Linked DNA regions of Homo sapiens: region 2 is linked to region 1. A link is a contact called in ENCODE Hi-C or POLR2A ChIA-PET data. All regions are on one chromosome and are shown on one strand. Each heading gives the region's core, a stretch centred on a gene start or an enhancer-like site at or near the end of the contact. The rest is flanking DNA. Distances are from core to core; before and after follow the strand shown.

Evidence for each region. Hi-C counts contacts between places; a loop is a spot of excess contacts on that map. ChIA-PET counts read pairs that join two places held with the same protein, here RNA polymerase II (POLR2A). Pooled maps may share reads with other maps.
Region 2: a map of sigmoid colon shows a loop between it and region 1 (9-fold over the local background). The contact joins the promoter of ZNF263 here to the promoter of TNFRSF12A in region 1. A Hi-C loop is called at or near these places in 6 of 168 maps with a recorded cell type or tissue (B cell, CD8-positive, alpha-beta T cell, aorta and 3 more), 7 of 37 single-sample maps with no recorded cell type and 18 of 50 pooled maps. POLR2A ChIA-PET finds 5 or more read pairs at or near these places in 7 of 52 experiments (CD4-positive, alpha-beta T cell, Caco-2, HepG2 and 3 more).

Annotation. Positions count from the first base shown.
Region 1 is chr16:3,016,183-3,021,966 of GRCh38, reverse strand. TNFRSF12A (TNF receptor superfamily member 12A) reads right to left here and starts at 1,599. Exons shown (of 4, transcript NM_016639.3): 1 at 1,476-1,599; 2 at 648-752; 3 at 278-412; 4 at 1-196. The coding sequence starts at 1,569. The coding sequence ends at 141. It overlaps CLDN6 (claudin 6), which reads left to right and starts at 3,784. Exons shown (of 2, transcript NM_021195.5): 1 at 3,784-3,818. RefSeq lists enhancers at 1-531, 71-1,270, 1,177-1,821, 2,590-3,185, 3,783-4,379 and 1 more and silencers at 511-680, 1,531-1,750.
Region 2 is chr16:3,280,461-3,286,244 of GRCh38, reverse strand. It overlaps ZNF263 (zinc finger protein 263), which reads right to left and starts at 2,754. Exons shown (of 6, transcript NM_005741.5): 1 at 2,040-2,754; 2 at 1,006-1,186; 3 at 491-564; 4 at 96-222. The coding sequence starts at 2,426. RefSeq lists enhancers at 1,762-2,265, 2,976-3,165, 3,276-3,781 and a silencer at 2,446-2,605.

The DNA.
Region 1 (5,784 bases), core at 350-2,849:
CTCAGAGGTGATTCACCGCCCCCCACCCCCCTTGTGGTTGGAGGAGCTTGGCTCCCGCCGCGTCTGGGAGGCAGAGACTGGCTCTAGAATGGATGAATGAATGATGAGTGGGCGAGCCCCGGCTGGCAGGGGGCACATTGTCACTGGATCAGCGCCACAGCTGGGCAGCCCTCTCCGCCGGTCTCCTCTATGGGGGCTGCAAGATAAGAGGTGGGGTCGTCAGCAGCAGAGAAAAGGTCGAGTGCTGACAGGGCTGGGCAGGCCAGGGCACACTTACTGGTGAACTTCTCTCTCCTGCGGCATCGTCTCCAGACCAAAAAGCCAGAAAGCAGCCCCAGCACGAAGGTCAGGCTCAGAGCGCCCCCAAGGATGGGCCAAAGCAGCCGGAAGGGGGCAGGAGGTGCTGCAGCGCCTGGGGGCGGGACTCGGAGTCAGACCTCGCCCCTCTCCAGGCCAGCCCCGCCCCCTAAGACTGAGCCTTCTGCCTTCTCCCAAACGTGGCCTCCTCCCTGACCGGAGCCCCCTCCCAGCTCCCACCTCCTCCCGAATGATTTCCCAGATGCAAAGCTCTCGGCCCCGCTCTGCGCACCAGCCACCCTCCCTCCCAGTCTGGGGTCCGCTGGCCACTGGCCCTGCCCCCCACTCACAGCCCAGGCAGAAGTCGCTGTGCGGTCGCGCCCTGCAAGACGCGCAGTCCATGCACTTGTCCAGGTCCGCGCTCCAGGAGCTGCCGCGGGAGCAGGGGGCGGTGCCTGGGGAGGGGGCCTCGGGTCAGAGGCTGGGGGCGGGACTCGGCTATTCTGGGGTCTGAGGTCAGGGTCGGCCGGCTCGAATAACGTGAGTCACCGGCGCCCTCCCCGCGCATTCCTCACAGGTGACCGCACGGCCCGACCGGGACACGGCAGCTCCGGGAGGGAGGGCGTAGCGCGGGACGCTGGGGGTGGGGGGGGTCAGGTCCCCACAACCCCCCTGCCGCCGGCGGGTGACTCACTCCTGGGCACCGGGCCCGACCCCAGTCCCTCCCCCCGCATAGCTGGGCACTGAAGTCACCGGATGGAAGGGGGCACCCCACATGGTATAGAGGGCACAGACCCTAGTGCCTCTCGACGGCCTCCCCAACTCGTCGATCACTGGGGCTAGTTAGACCCTGTACGGACCAGGCTGGGGGCGTGCCCCTTCCTAGACTAAACATCCCGCCCTCACTCACTTTCTCTCTCCATTCGAAGTACTTCGGACTTGTGGAACTGAAGACCCCCCCCAACCCCAATTGGACGGTGGGAGAAACTGAGGCCCGGATTGTGAATGAAGCTTGGAGAGTGATGGAACTTCCCACAGCCGGGAGCGAGCTGTTTGAAGGCCACCTGACCCCAGATCCCCACATCCGCCTGTTCCCCCAGTTCGGCGCTGTTCTCCAGACACCCAGTCCGGCTCCCGAGCCCCGGCCCGGGGTTCCCCGACCCCGGAGTCCCGCGTACCTGGCGCTTGCTCCCCGGCCACGGAGCGCAGCAACGCCAGCCAGAGCCCCAGCACGAGGAGCCGCAGCAACCGGCGCAGCGAGCCCCGAGCCATAGTGCACGTCCTGCGCCCGCCGCTGTCTGCGCCCGCCGCCGGCCGGCAGGGACCCACGGCCGCCGCCCCGCCCCCGCCCCCGCCTTCCGGGGCGGAGCTCTCGCCTCCGCCCGCCTTGAGGTCCGCTTCGGGACGCCCCGCCCCGCGGCGCCCGCTCAGTTCAGTCATTCATTCAACAAAGTCCTGGCGCGGGAGCTGCCAGGACCCCGCAGGGACGCAGACCCCCTTCCTTGCCCAGCCGGTGATCTAGTCCAGCGTGCGTGGTGTGGGGAAATCAAAAATTAGACACGAGTGCTCGCTTCGGCAGCACATATAGAAATCAGACACGAACGGCCGGACGCGGTGGCTCACGCCTTTAATCCCATCAGTTTGGGAGTCTGAGGCAGGCGGATTACGAGGTCAGGAGTTCGAGAGCAGCCTGACCAACGTGGTGAAACGCCGTCTCTACTCGAAATACAAAAATTAGCCGGGCGTGGTGGCGCGCGCCTGCAATCCGAGCTACTCAGGAGGCTGAGGCAGGAGAATCTCTTGAACCCGGGAGGCAGAAGTTGCAGTGAGCCGAGATCGCGCCACTACACTCCAGCCTGGGCGACAGAGTGAGAGTCCGTCTCAAATAAATAAATAAATAAATAAATAAATAAATAAACAAACAAACAAACAATAAAAAGAAATCAGACACACGACCAATCCATGCAGAGATCACTGCAGCTTCCTTCCCCCCACCTCCCCTTGAGATTGCGTCTCACTCTTGCTCAGCCTGGAGTGCAGTGGTACGATCACGGCTCTCTGGGCTCAGGTGAGCCTCCCACCTCAGCCTCCCAAGTAGCTGGGACCACAGGCCCTGCCCCACCACGTCCGGCTAATTTTTGTATTTTTTGTAGAGACCAGGGTCTTACTATGTTGCCCAGGTTAGCCTGGCCACTACAGCTTTGTTAAGGGCCCGGGGGGTATAACAATTAAACCTGAGGTCAGGAGCTCGAGACCAGCCTGGCCAACTTGGTGAACCCCCGTCTTTACTAAAAATAAAAAAAAGAAAGAAGTTAGCCGGGCGTGGTAGTGGGCGCCTGTAATCTCAGCTACTCGGGAGACTGAGGCAGGAGAATTTCTGGAACCTGGGAGACGGAGGTTGCAGTCAGTCGAGATAGCGCCATTGCACTCCAGACTGGGCGACAGAGAGGGCCTCCATCTCAAAAAACAAAACAGGCCGGGCGCGGTGGCTCACGCCTGTAATCCCAGCACATTGGGAGGCCGAGGCGGGCAGATCACGAGGTCAGGAAATCGAGGCCATCCTGGCTAACACGGTGAAACCCCGTCTCTACTAAAAATACAAAAAAATTAGTCGGGGGTGGTGGCGGGCACCTGTAGTAGTCCCAGCTACTCTGGAGGCTGAGGCAGGTGAATGGCGTGAACCCGGAAGGCAGAGCTTGCAGTGAGCCAAGATCGCGCCACCACACTCCAGCCTTGGCGAGAGAGCGAGACTCCATCTCAAAAACAAACAACAACAACAACAAAAAACCAGCAACATAAAAATAATATTATCTGGCCGGGCGCGGTGGCTTAAGCCGGTAATCCCAGCGCAGTGCGAGGCCAAGGCGGGCGGATCGCTTGAGTCCGGGAGTTCGAGACGCCTGGGCAATATAACAAGACCCTGTCTATACAAAACAAAACATAAATTAGCTGGGCACGGTGGCGTGTGCTGCCTGTAGTCCCAGCTACTCAGGAGGCTGAGGCGGGAGGATCGCTTGAGCCCAGAAGGTCGAGACTGCAGTGAGCCGTGATCGCACCACTGCACTCCAGCCTGGGTGACACAGTGAAAATATTTCTCTAAAATAATACCAATAGTATGCCCTTTAATTTGTACCTTAGGACGTAGTTACATAATAAAATGCAGACTTGTTATCTCCATTTTGCAGAGTAGGAAACGAAGGCTCGGGAAGGTTAGGTGAGTTCCCCATGTCACCGCGCTGCTTAAGTGGTGAAGCGGAGTCTCAAGCTCTGTTCTACCCTAAGCCTGGCGCCCTCACCCTGGGTGAGTCTGGACGTCTGCCAGCCCGAGGCGGGCCCAGCGACCCCAGCCTCCAGCGCCCCCCTCTGACAAGCCTGGGATTCGCACGCCCGCTGCCGTCAGGGACAGGGTCTCTGCCCCTCCTCCGGGGCGGTGGTCCAGTGACGTCACCGCTTCTTTAAGACCCCCGCCTCCGCCCCTGTCCCGACACTCGGCCTAGGAATTTCCCTTATCTCCTTCGCAGGTGAGTCCGGGGCTAGTGTGCGTGTTGGAGAGACGCCTCTTGGGGCCGGGTGCAGGGTGGTGGCGGCGTGGGTAGGGGTGCGTGCGAACTCGGGCTGCGGCCACCTGGATGGGCGAGTCCCTGAGGGGGTCGGCCGGTCCGCGCCCAAGCCTCCGAGGTGATAGGGTCCTTCGGGGCTCCCAAGGGTTAAACGCCCCTCCCCCCTCCCCAGGGACAAAGACTCCGAAACCCCTGGCGCCCCTCCCCCACCTGCCTTGCCTCTCGGGGCGGGGCGCCCCTCCCCCCTCCCCCTCACCTGGGGGAGCGGACCTTGCGGCCACTGCAGCTATAGAACCCCTCCAGGGCGCGCGGCTCCCAGGCTGGGGTGGTCGGGTGGGCCGGGGCGCCCTCGGACAGAGTCTTTTTCATGCAGTGCATGAAAAAGAAAGGGGCAGGGGCACACTCAGAGGGGAGAGGCCTGGGCGCCTATACCAGCGCGGCCCCGACCCTAACTCGGCCAGAGGCCTAAGGGCCGGACCTGAGCGCTGGGGCACCGTGCCCCAGCCAGTCTCCCCAAGGTGGTCTGCTCCGCCCAGGCCTGGGGCCCCCGGCTAATGAGTAGAGCCTGCCCTCCGACCGCTGCCGGCCGGGAAAAGTTTAGGTCCAAGCCGTACAATGAAAGTACTCTGGGCAGTGGGAGGCCACAGCCCGGCCCTAGTCAGAAGTGATTCCCTCCACGACCTCCAACACTGAGGGGACACAGGTGCAGGCCAGGTGGCGGTGGGAGAACTGGTGTTGAGGGGAGTCTAGCACGGCATTTTCGTCTAGAATTCATAGGAAAAGGCCCTCAGCCTTGAGGCTATGCTCTCCGGCGCCTAGGGCAGGTCAGAAGGGTGGGGCCAGGGAGTTATCCACTGGCTTTGGGGGAGGAACTGCTTTTAGATGGGGGATTAATGATGCTTTTCTTCATCTCTCCTGGTCCTGGTGTCTGCCAGCCTGGGGTGTGGAACCAAGTTGTGAGGGACATTGGGTGGTGGGAGGAAGCTTAGGATCTCCAATCTTAGTGTTGAAATTAACAAGTTTTGGTTGGGCACGGTGGCTCACACCTGTAATCCCAGCACTTTGGGAGGCTTGAGGCGGGCAGATCACCTGAGGTCAGGAGTTCGAGACCCGCCTGGCCAACTTGATGAAACCCTGTTTCTACTAAAAATACAAAAATTAAGACCAGGTGTGGTGGCTCATGCCTGTAATCCCAGCACTCTGGGAGGCTGAGGCGGGAGGATCACGAAGTCAGGAGATCGAGACCATCCTGGCTAACACAGTGAAACCCCGTCTCTACTAAAAATACAAAAAAATTAGCCGGGCGTGGTGGTGAGCGCCTGTAGTCCCAGCTACTCGGGAGGCTGAGGCAGGAGAATGGCGTGAACCGGGGAGGCAGAACTTGCAGTGAGCCGAGATCCCGCCACTGCACTCCAGGCTGGGCGACAGAGCGAGACTCCGTCTTAAAAAAAAAAAAAAAAAATTAGCCGGGCGTGGTGGTGTGCACCTGTAATCCCAGCTACTTGGGAGGCTGAGGCAGGAGAATCGCTTGAACCTGGGAGGCAGAGGTTGCAGTGAGTGGAGATGGCACCACTGCACTCTAGCCTGGGCCACAGAGCGAGACTCCTCGTCTCAAACAAACAAACAAAACAAATGGACAAGTTTTGAGCCTTAAACTCAGGGCTAGAATTGAACCATTCTACACGGAAACTGCTTGGAAATCGCACCGTCCTGTCATCCTGCTTTTTGCCGCCTTGCAGCCTGATCACTGGCTCTGGCCTTGGACTGTCATTGTATAGGTTTCATCCTGTTATCTTTCATTTGCATTCAGGATAGCCAGGGCAGGGCTGCTTGCACAGTCACTGTCATCAGCCAGTGCCTGTCACATAACTAGAAAGAATAATAAATGCTAAAGCATTAAGTGTCCATTTTGCCCACGAGAAGTGAG
Region 2 (5,784 bases), core at 1,505-4,004, 260 kb before region 1:
AAAACTCAGAGTCTGTGTCCAGGAGGTGAATGAATAACGGGCAGGACCCTGGTCAGAAATGGCGCAGTCATCATCCCTGGAAAAGAAGTCCTTACCCAGTGAGTCCACATTCTCATAACTCTCCTGCACCGTGTCCCTGGAGAGGGCCCTCTTACTAGGATCCTGATGCCCCCACTCCTCCTGGGAGATGTACATTGCCACGTCCTCTAAGCTCTCAGGCAACTGAAACAGCACAAGATCTCCTTTAGCCCCTGATGCACCAAGAACAATTCAAGCAGAGTCATGGGTTAAAGGGGCAAAATCCAGGGATGCCAAGCACATGTCAGGGGGGAAGAAGGGTATCAGGCCTCCAAGTGAGGTGTGAAATAGACAAAGCAGTGGGGGAGACGCTGTGGTAAGGGACAAAGGACCTTCCACATGGAGAACCCCCACCCCCAACACTCAGGGGAGGAAGGGTGCTGGGGGGAGACAATGGAAACTTCCACATCACCTGGGGCCCAGTCATCTCCTTGTCTTCCATGTTCCCTTCAGGAGGAAAAAGAGAAAGCCAGGGAGCAGATAATGCTGAAGGTGACAGAAATTATAATGAGAATGGCATTCCTAACTCTTGGCAACCCAAGGATTATTAAAACACAGTATCCATTCCCCAACACCCAGCCTCTGCTTTTGGGAATGACGCTAAACTGCACAGAGGCCTAATCAGCTGATATCCAAAATGACAGGGTGAGAGGGAAGGAGTACCAAGAGTAGCACTCCAAACCCTGCGTCATTCAAGTGGTTCTAAATCGCCTCTGTTCTGCATAAAAAAGGGCTCTACTGAGACTCCCTTCCCTTCCCCCAGCCCCAGGAGAACCCACACCACCAACTGCAGGTCTTTCATTCCACAGGTGAGAACCTGATCTTCAGAAATTCCTTCTCCTTCGCATCATTGCTACATCCAGCTAGTGTCGGGGGCAACCCCCAAGCCCCTCCTCCCTCCCACCTGCCCAGATAACTGTGCCTCACCCCTCTCCTTTACAGCCTGGGGGTCCCTTTGGGGGCTGGGGCCTAGCAGCTCCTGCAGCCTGGGGCCAGGGCTTCGCTCAGTCTCCATTGGCTCCAGCTTGAAGCTCGGTGACTCTCGTGCTGTTTCCAGAGGCAAAGGCTCCTCCAAAAGCACTTCTGTTCCCCGCCCATGGTTTGTGACCTGGGAACCAACCCACATCACTCATCATCACAACAGGGCCCAAGAGGAAGGGAAATTAGTATAGGATACTGAGAGCAAACCTTCAACAGAGAACCTCAGGCGATCCCTTTGGGCCCAGGTAACAGAAAAATGGTTTACACTAAAGGCTTTTTTGATCCCATGTGCAGGGGGAGGGGTTAGGGAAAGGGCCCACTCCCAGAGCACACCTTCCCCACACAGCTCTTAAGATACACCTCACTCCCTTTTGCTCTCCCCACCTTTTCTAGGTGCTTCTATTCCTCACTATAGGATAGGCTAAATTGGGGTAGCCCTGGGGACCAATGACCTCAGGGCCTCGGTGCCAAATTATCTTTCAAAGTTCACAATTAACGGAGGCCCAGCTTTGCAGAGAAGACCAGACCGTGGACCCTAACATAACAACAGGTAACAAGTACTAAGCACTCATAAGCTAGTAGTGTTCACAACTTTACATGCTGCTCTCCCTCTAAGCCCTAGAAAGTATGTTAATATCCTCATTTTACGAATAGGAAAACAGGCCGAAAGAGATCAAGTAACTTGCCAAAGTAACAAAGCTAGTACTAGCAGATTGAGGATTTGAACGCTGGCGATCTAACTCCATGGCTAACACTAACTGTTGCAGGGACACCGCCTCCGCGTGGAAACAGGGCACTCTTCACTGCTTTCGTTCATTTGGGGGAAAATCTGGAGGATGAGTGTTCCAGGTTAAATCACAAGTCCTCTTCCCCACGTAAGGTCTACTCAGGGCAATTTACTTGAATTCGACCGGGGGCGCAATGTCCCAGTGCTCAGGGCTAAACAAACCACAGATAAAACAGCTCTCTCTCTCTCTCACCTGTTGTCTCAGTCTCCCAAGCTCTCTCTGCATATCCTCCACAAGGGTCACCGCTTCTTCGCCGCTCTCCGGATGCAGCTCCTGCACCCTGCTCTGGATCTCCTGGGGCAGGATGGTCAGGAACTGCTCTAACACCAGCAGCTCCAAGATCTGCTCCTTCGTGCGCATCTCAGGCCGAAGCCACCCATGGCAAAGCTCTTGGAGCCGGCTGAGGGCTTCCCGGGGACCAGCTGCCTCTTGGAAGCGGAACCGTCTGAAGCGCAAGTGGGAGGCCTCGGGGCTCGGTCCTGGGTCAGGTGGGGGCAGCTCCTGGCTCCAGGCGCAGTCCTCCTCCAGCTTCACTATCAGGAGCCCTTCCCGTTCCTGGGAGCCCGGGCCCGACGCCATCGTCAGGTCTCCAGAGCGCCTTAGCCCGAAACCAGCCGTGCCCGCCTACGAAGGCGCCCTGAACCCATGTAAGGTTGGACGGCGCCAGCAGGAGCCCGGGGCCGGGGGCTCCCAGTCCAGGCCGAGGAGCCCCGCTCCAGCCCAGGCGCGGCCGGCTCCGGCGCCTAGGCCTCAGTCGGTCCCAGGCGCCGCCACGCCGGCCCCGTGGCCCATCTGCGCCAGGACTTCCCCGAGGCAGGAACCGAGCGCCACGCTTCTCACCCTATATAGAGGACCCACGCAAGACTCAGACCTCTGCTCCCACGCCGGAAATCTCAGCGCGCAAGTTAGGCGTCCACAAGCCCACGGCGCCTGCTCGTGACCAATTTCCGGGTCACGTTTTGCGAACTCCAGCGCCCATTAGGTCAGGTTTCTCCACACACTCACCGCCTACCAATGAGAAGGGAAGATTGGCCTACGGGGACTGGATGAGCGAGGGACCAATTGGAGACGAGAGGCGGGGCCACGGGGCGCGCCCTGAAATTCTGGGAGTGACTGGGGGCAGGGCAGCTGGATCCAAGCGAAGAAAACAAGCCTGAGGTCGTTGTGACTGGCGGGCAACCTGGGTTAGAATTACTCCGGAGCGCTTGGGAAAACGCAGATCCCAGGGCCACGCGCTCTCCAGTGCGTCAGTGTCGGGGTGAGACCCGGAAATCTGAATTGTTAATCAGCTTCCCCGGATGAATCCTTTCCCAAGCCAGGCCCCACCCGCTTCGGCTACTCTGGGCTGGCTGAAGATGGTCCCATTGGCCCCTGCGGCCTCGTCGGCTCCGGAAGCCAGGGGCTCCTCGGCATGTCGGGGAGGCCAGGGAGCTAGCCGCCCGCCCAGTCAGTGGCGCCGCGTGGCCTGCTGCGCGGGGCCTGCTGGGAGATGCAGTCCGCGGCGCGGCCTCGCGACTGCGCGTGCGCCCTGGGCGAGCGCCCAAGAGCCCGGCGGTTCTGAAACCCCGAGTCCCGCGGAGAACCCTGCTGGGCTTTGGGCTCGCTTCTGCGGCTGGACGTCCCAGAGGAGCGCTCGGGTCTGGGTTCGCGGCACCTGCTTCCGATTTTAGACCGAATTTTAAATCTGCCCGAGATGTGCAGCGCCTGCAGTTCATTCTCCAAGTTTCAGTCTCTTACCCAGCCCTGCAAGGGCGGGATCTGCCTCCAGCTCCGCCGTGGACTGTGATAGTTGGGGGCGAGTGGCAGGAGGGCCGCAGGGCCGATTCCCTATTGGGCGCGGTTGTGGGCTTTGTGTCGGTGAGCGGGGCTGCCCAGTTGTGAGGCGGCCCAGGTCCTCCGGGCCATGAGATCCGCAAATGGAAGCGTCCTGGGATAGAATGTGACAATCAGTTACCGTGTATTGAGCGTTTATATGCAGATCGATCCTGAAAACACGTTAGTATGAAGCAGATGCTATTAGCAGCCCCTTCCTACAGGTGGTGGCACTGAAGTCATTTACTTGGGTCACACAGCTAGTCTGTCGTCAAAGGTGAGGCTACCATGATAGTAGAGGGTAATATGGGATTAAAGGGGTTTGTGATGACTAAGTGAAAAGAGTACTGATATTTTAGTTTTTTTCTTTTTTTTTTTTTTCCGAGACGGAGTTTCGCTCTTGTTGCCCAGGCTGGAGTGCAATGGCGCAGTCTCGGCTCACTGAAACCTCCCCCTCCCGGGTTCAAGCGATTCTCCTGCCTCAGCCTCCTGAGTAGCCGGGATTACAAGCGCCCACCACCACGCCCGGCTAATTTTTGTATTTTTAGTAGAGACGGGGTTTCACCATGTTGGCCAGGCTGGTCTCAAATTCCTCACCTCGAGTGATCTGCCCGCCTTAGCCTCCCACTGTGCTGGGATTACAGGCGTGAGCCACCACGCCTGGCCTTTTTTAAAAATTTTATTCCAGGGAAGATGACAGATCCACAGGCTGTCGTGGCAGATGCAGAGCCAGCGACCCCATAGCACTCAAGGTCCAGTTTGGAAAGCCTTGTTTGCTCCCTAGGACCATTCTGGTGGTTTTAGGCATTCCTGTTCTTTTGTTTTTGAGATAGGGTCTTGCTCTGTCGCCCAGGCTGAAGTGCAATGGCACGATCATTGGACATTCCTATTTCAAGAGACATAGATTCTAGACTCATAACCAATTGCAGAAGACTCTAGCCTCAAAACCACTTTTCTCTGACATTTACTATGTAATCTCAGGCAACTTATGTAATCTCACTAAACCCCAAACTTCAGTTTCCTCATTTGTTTTGAGGGACTACTATACGCACCTCACCTCATATCACTGGGTTAGGATGAAATGAGCGGAGCTACACAGGATGCTTAGAACAGTACCTGGCACATAGTATGAATCCGATAAATAGTAGCTGTTACGCATGCACAGCAAGTTCCTGAATGTGTGCCTTATCTCAAAAAAGAAAAGCCACTCAGATTATTATTGCAGAATCTGTGGCATGGGAATGTTTGCAGAACTACACATACCTTGAGATAGGGAGAATGAGGGATTAATCATTTTCTATCTAAGGTCCTTTTGATTTTATGCTATTTATAGGTACTTAAAAGTAGATGAATTTAGGCTAGGTGCGCTGGCTCACGCCTGTAATCCCAGCACTTTGGGAAGCCAAGATAGGCGGATCACGAGGTCAGGAGATCGAGATCATCTCCTGGTTAACACGGTGAAACCTCGTCTCTACTAAAAATACAAAAAAATTAGCCGGGCATGGTGGCGCACGCCCGTATTTCCAGCTACTGGGGAGGCTAAGGCAGGAGAATCACTTGAACCTGGGAGGCAGAGGTTGCAGTGAACTGAGATTGTGCCACTGCACTCCAGCCTGGGCGACAGCAAGACTGCATCTCAAAAAATAGCAATAATAATTTAATTTTTTAAAAAAAGATGAACTTTCAGGGTTATTCAAAATCAGTGGTGGTAGTAGTCCTCCTCCAATTCTTTGTGATCTGCCAGTATGTGGAAAACAGACTAGCTGGTATTAGACTAGGAGTGGTGTTAACAGGCCAGCAGATTTGTAGGGGTTTTTTGTTGTTTTTTCGAGATGGAGTCTCGCTCTATCGCCCCGGCTGGAGTGCAGTGGTGGGATCTCAGCTCACTGCAACCTCCGCCTCCCAGGTTCAAGCGATTCTCATGCCTCAGCCTCCCGAGTAGCTGGGATTATAGGCACCACGCACCACACCCGGCTAATTTTTGTATTTTTAGTAGAGACAGAGTTTTGCCATGTTGGCCAGGCTGCTCTTGAACTCCTGACCTCAGGTGATCCGCCCACCTTGGCCTCCCAAAGTGCTGGGATTACAGGCGTGAGCCACTGCACCCGGCCAGGGCCAGGGTTCT